Regions from separate parts of the Homo sapiens genome. Here region 1 is linked to region 2. Evidence: read pairs that join two places in POLR2A ChIA-PET (ENCODE). Cell type or tissue: IMR-90. All regions are shown on one strand. Links, peaks and the distances in the headings refer to the core of each region. The heading gives the core; the rest is flanking DNA. Region 1 has its middle 4.4 kb from the start of SBF2. Region 2 overlaps CAND1.11 (a long non-coding RNA gene).

What was found. ChIA-PET counts read pairs that join two places held together with the same protein. Peaks named below come from ENCODE experiments on the same cell type or tissue, not always from the same donor. Only the 100,000 strongest peaks of a DNase experiment are listed, where the experiment ranks them.
Region 1: POLR2A ChIA-PET joins it to region 2 with 10 read pairs; 7 of 35 experiments call an interaction of 5 or more read pairs at or near these places.

The regions. Positions count from the first base shown.
Region 1 is chr11:10,297,197-10,300,015 of GRCh38, reverse strand. It overlaps a transcript of SBF2 not described here. Among named protein-coding and RNA genes, the nearest start is that of SBF2, 4.4 kb to the right of the region's middle. RefSeq lists enhancers at 1,142-1,221, 1,302-1,351. In IMR-90, for the core only: a CTCF peak has its summit at 1,534; a DNase peak (open chromatin) is centred at 1,465.
Region 2 is chr11:10,383,753-10,386,571 of GRCh38, reverse strand. The region is part of intron 2 of CAND1.11 (a long non-coding RNA gene); the gene reads right to left. Among named protein-coding and RNA genes, the nearest start is that of AMPD3, 70 kb to the left of the region's middle. In IMR-90, for the core only: no CTCF peak of the experiment used is centred there; no DNase peak of the experiment used is centred there; H3K27ac peaks cover 496 bases.

The DNA.
Region 1 (2,819 bases), core at 178-2,677, 87 kb after region 2:
GCATAGAATGATAGAGAAAAGAGGCCTGAAATGAGATTAAAGAGGTCATCAGGGTCAGAGTAAATAGGACCCTTTCCGACATGAAGATTTTGCACTTTATTTATGGTGACATGGAAAACTATTGACAGGTTTGAAGACAGGAGAGACATGATCTGATATACATTTATTTAAACAATCGTTTTGGCTATGGAATGTGGTAGATAGATTAGAAAGGTGCAAGAAAGGAAGCAGCACGGTGGTGGTACTCTGGAGAGACTGCAGAGAGTCTAGTCCCCCCATAACATTTATTATACCCCCTCCCCACATACACATACTCATTCCATCCTAAAGTTCACCAGCTTCACTGACATACACTCTGTTCAGTAGCACACGGCCTGCTCTCAGAAGAGCCCACACTTGGTGGAATGCTCTGCTGAAGCTGTTTTGAAATTCTCCAACATTTCTGAACAGGCAGTCCTACATTTTCATTTTGCACTGGACTCCACATATTATGTAGCCAGTCCTGCTCATCAAACATGTGATCTAAGTAAAAGTAGCTTGTAAACTCTTACAGTACCTATATATACTGTAGCTGCTAATGTCAGGGGTACTTCAAATGAATGTTAAGATTCAACCATTCATCTCATCACACATGGACCGCAACTGCAGGACACTTCCTTTTTTTTTTTTTTTTTTTTTGAGATGGACTCTTGCTCTGTTGCCCAGGCTGGAGTGCAGTGGTGCCATCTCGACCCACTGCAAGCTCTGCCTCCTGGGTTCACGCCATTCTTTTGCCTCAGCCTCCTGAGTAGCTGGGACTACAGGTGCCCGCCACCACTCCTGGCTAATTTTTTGTATTTTTAGTAGAGACAGGGTTTCACCGTGTTAGCCAGGATGATCTCGATCTGCTGACCTCATGATCCGCCCAACTTGGCCTCCCAAAGTGCTGCGATTACAGGCGTGAGCCACCACACCTGGCCAGGACACTTTCTACGTCATCTATGAAGCCTTTTCTTTGCACCCCAAACACACACTCAAGGTAGAAATGGTGTGTTTGCTATACAAATTTAATTTTGAGACAGGTTCAATAACCTGCTTACTGTCCTTAACTTTTACCTATATAGAAAGTTTGAAACCATCGGTGAAGCTGGGAAAACAGTTAAGAACCTATTGCAATAATAAAGGTAGAAGGTGATAACGGCTCAAACTAGTGGGGTGGCAGTGAGGGTGGAGAGAAGCGGACATATTTGGGAAGTAGGAACAATAGGACTGAGTGATGAATGTGGGGCTGAGAGGCAGCTGTCAAGGGTAAGATTCATTAAATTTCTTGCTTAGGGAACTAAATGGTTGAAAATATAGCAATGGATCAGGGAATTTTCCACCACAGCTGCATAGTCTCCTTTGTTATGCTTTGGTAGAGACGATCTGAAGAGGCCTCAGCCCTGCCTGGTGATGTTTGCTCAAGTCTGACTCTCATACTGCCTCCTTGAACTACTGTGGCTAACCACAGCAAGCACTTGAAATGACTGTACAGATCAAACCACTTACTCCGCAATAGCCCACTAGGGGCAATGGGCTGATAAGCCTTGCTCACTGATAATTAGCTCTATTTTGTCTTTTTTAAAATTTTTTATTTTAATTTTTTGAACGGGAGTTTCACTCTTGTTGCCCAGGCTGGAGTGCAATGGCGCGATCTTGGCTCACTGCAACCTCTGCCTCCTGGGTTCAAGCAATTCTCTTGCCTCAGCCTCCCAAGTAGCTGGGATTACAGGCACCTGCCACCATGCCCAGCTAATTTTTGTGTTTTTAGTAGAGACAGGGTTTCACCATGTTGGTCAGGCTGGTCTTGAACTCCTGACCTTAGGTGATCCACCTGCCTCGGCCTCCCAAAGTGCTGGGATTACAGGTGTGAGCCACCGCATTCCATCTATTTCGTCTTCTAAAGCAAAAAAGAAAGGTATCTGCCACATACACATCATGATAGTGTTACATACCCTTCTTCCCTTCCTGCTCCCATCAGCCTTCAGGAAAACAAATCTGGGCTTGCTTTACTCTCTCTCTCTTTGGTGAAAGGTGATGGTGGTTATTGTAGGGGATGGTCTGGCTTTCAGCCAACCTCAGTAATCAGGCTGCCTTGTCAGGGCTTATCAGTTTCAACAGGCTGGCAGCTGTTGGCTGAGAAGCAAAGCACAGCTTTAGTGTATACAAAATATGTTCACATGTATATACAAACACACAGTGCCTTTCTACATGTACCTAGGATATGTTAAAATCTCTGTGTGACAAAATGGGCATTTGCAAATGGACTGGAAGTCTACTTATGACAGTAACAGATGAAATATGCCTAAAAGCAGAATAGCATTTGATTCTAGGCTTAAAAACAATAAACTTTGATTTTAAAAAATTAAAATAATTTAAATGAGTACTTGCAAATGAAATAAAAGCCAAGACATTTAAAAGGTAAAACAAGACCCCTTACCACTACAAAATTAACTCAAAATGGGTCAAAGTACTAAAGAGCTAAAACTATGAAGGAAACCAGTAAATCTTCATCTCACCTTTAATATGGCAATAATTTTTTAGATATAACACTAAAAGCATAGAAACAAACTAAAAAAGTGGACTTTATCAAAATTAAAAACTTTTTTGAGCCAAAGGACATTATCAAGAAAATGAAGTCTGGGTGTGGAAGCTCATGCCTCTAATCCTAGTACCTTGGGAGGGCTAGGTGGGAGGATTGCCTGAGGACAGGAGGTTAAGACCAGCCTGGGCAACATCATGATACAACATCTCTACATAAAAATAAAATGAAAAATAAAATAAAAATAGGAAATATTTGG
Region 2 (2,819 bases), core at 119-2,618:
AGGCTTGAACTCCTGGGCTCAAGCGATCCTCCCTCCTTAGCCTCCCAAAGTGCTGGGATTGAGAAAGACTTGTTTTATGATGCTCCTCTGACTATTTTGAAAGACGTTAATTCCTGAAGACCTCAGGATGTGATGCTATCACTCTATAACAGAGTAGGAATCCAAGGGGAGGCCAGGGAGTGCAAAGAAACGGGGTCATAAGGGAGGCAAAGAGGGCAAAGGGAACACCGATTTGCCTATCTAAGGCTGCTGCTATATGGACCAGTGGATGATTTGCTGAGAAAATTAACTGCTTTGCTGCACCCTTTAGACTCCACAGGTATACATGAATCCCTGACAATCAGAGGTGTTAGAGCTGTGTACAAGAATAGTTAAAGAATTCCAAGATACTTCCAACGGGGCATAATTGGGAATGGCACAGGAGCCTGTGGAGCATAAAGGAAGGGAGGGCTTCTTAGGGAACCCATGCCCTCATTCAGGCATGTACGCTATGTGGCATTTGGCTTTGAATCCTGCTGTTGTCCTTCTCGCTTATTTCCTTGGCCTCTCTGGACCTCAACTGCTCCAGGTGGATAGTAAAAACCCCATTGCATTGTGCAAGGGGGAGAGGCTCATGTCAGGAAAGATGAGCACATGGATTCACAGAGCTGCCAGGGAAATCACAATCACAAACCCAGCTGTTGTTGTCAGGGACATCTCTCTGACGAACTCACAGCTCACAGAACTGTGGCTCTGCTCCAGTCCGTGTGGTGTTTCTCTCTGCTGAGGACAGTCAGATCCCAGAGAGGAATTCAGTTGCTGCCCGCTTTCCTGGCCCTTGGCCCCCTCGGTTACTGAAGGGTGGTGGATCCTTAGGGTAATCCAGGGAACAGGTCACATCTCCTTCGAGGAGAGTAGGGAGGGCAGAGCAAATTTCTTAGCAACTTCAAAGCCTGACGTAAAAGCAAACAAATACCAAAAAAGGTTTGGTTTAGACAATAACATGTCATCTACATAAATGCAAATTGGTTTTTTTTCAAATTTTATTATTATTATAGTTTAAGTTTTAGAGTACATGTGCACGACCTGCAGGTTTGTTACATATGTATACATGTGCCATGCTGGTATGCTGCACCCATTAACTCGTCATTTAGCATTAGGTATATCTCCTAATGCTATCCCTCTCCCATCCCCCGGACCCCACCACAGGCCCCGGTGTGTGATGTTCCCCTTCCTGTGTCCATGTGTTCTCATTGTTCAATTCCCACCTATGAGTGAGAACATGTGGTGTTTGGTTTTTTGTCCTTGTAATAGTTTGCTGAGAATGATGGTTTCCAGCTTCATCCATGTCCCTACAAAGGACATGAACTCATCCTTTTTTATGGCTGCATAGTATTCCATGGTGTATATGTGACACATTTTCTTAATCCAGTCTATCATTGATGGACATTTGGGTAGGCTCCAAGCCTTTGCTATTGTGAATAGTGCCGCTATAAACATATGTGTGCATGTGTCTTTATAGGAGCATGATTTATAATCCTTTGGGTATATACCCAGTAATGGGATGGCTGGGTCAAATGGTATTTCTAGTTCTAGATCCCTGAGGAATCGCCACACTGATTTCCACAATGCTTGAACTAGTTTACAGTCCCACCAACAGTGTAAAAGTGTTCCTATTTCTCCACATCCTCCCCAGCACCTGTTGTTTCCTGACTTTTTAATGATCACCATTCTAACTGGTGTGAGATGGTATCTCATTGTGGTTTTGACTTGCATTTCTCTGATGGCCAGTGATGATGAGCATTTTTCATGCGTTTTTTGGCTGCATAAATGTCTTCTTTTGAGAAGTGTCTGTTCATGTCCTTCGCCCACTTTTTGATGGGATTGTTTGTTTTTTTCTTGTAAATTTGTTGGAGTTCATTGTAGATTCTGGATATTAGCCCTTTGTCAGATGAGTAGGTTGCAAATATTTTCTCCCATTCTGTAGGTTGCCTGTTCACTCTGATGGTAGTTTCTTTTGCTGTGCAGAAGCTCTTTAGTTTAATTAGATCCCATTTGTCTATTTTGGCTTTTGTTGCCATTGCTTTTGGTGTTTTAGACATGAAGTCCTTGAAATTGGGCCACTTTTTTATGTGGAAGAGAATTAAGTCCTTAAATTTTAAAAACTAAAGGAAATTCAAGGTTTTAATTTAAATTAAATTTTAAAAACTTAGGAAATTGACATGATTATTATAATGAAACTGTGAAGACTATTTTCAATTATAATTATAAAAATGTGTTGGGAGGCTGAGGCAGGCAGATAACCTGAGGTCAGGAGTTCGAAACCAGCCTGACTAACATGGAGAAACCCCGTCTCTACTAAAAATACAAAACTAGCTGGGCATGGTGGCGCATGCCTGTAATCCCAGCTACTCAGGAGGCTGAGGCAGGAGAATCACTTGAACCCGGGAGACAGAGGTGGCGATGAGCCGAGATCGTGTCATTGCACTCCAGCCTGGGCAATAAGAGCAAAATTCTGTGTATTTAAAAAAAAAAAAAAAGTGAAGACCACTTAATTATAAAGACTTTTTTGTGTATTTCAGACTTCTCTGTGACTTCTCTCATAGGAATGGCAGGATATCCTTTCTTTTTTTTTTTTTTTTTTTGAGACAGAGTCTCTCTCTGTTGCCGAGGCTGGAGTGCAGTGGCGCAATCTTGGCTCACTGCAACTACACCTCCCAGGTTCATGTGATTCTCCTGCCTCAGCCTCCCAAGTAGCTGGGACTACAGGCATGCGCCACCATGCTCAGCTAATTTTTGTATTTTTAGTAGAGACGGGGTTTCACCGTGTTGGCCAGGCT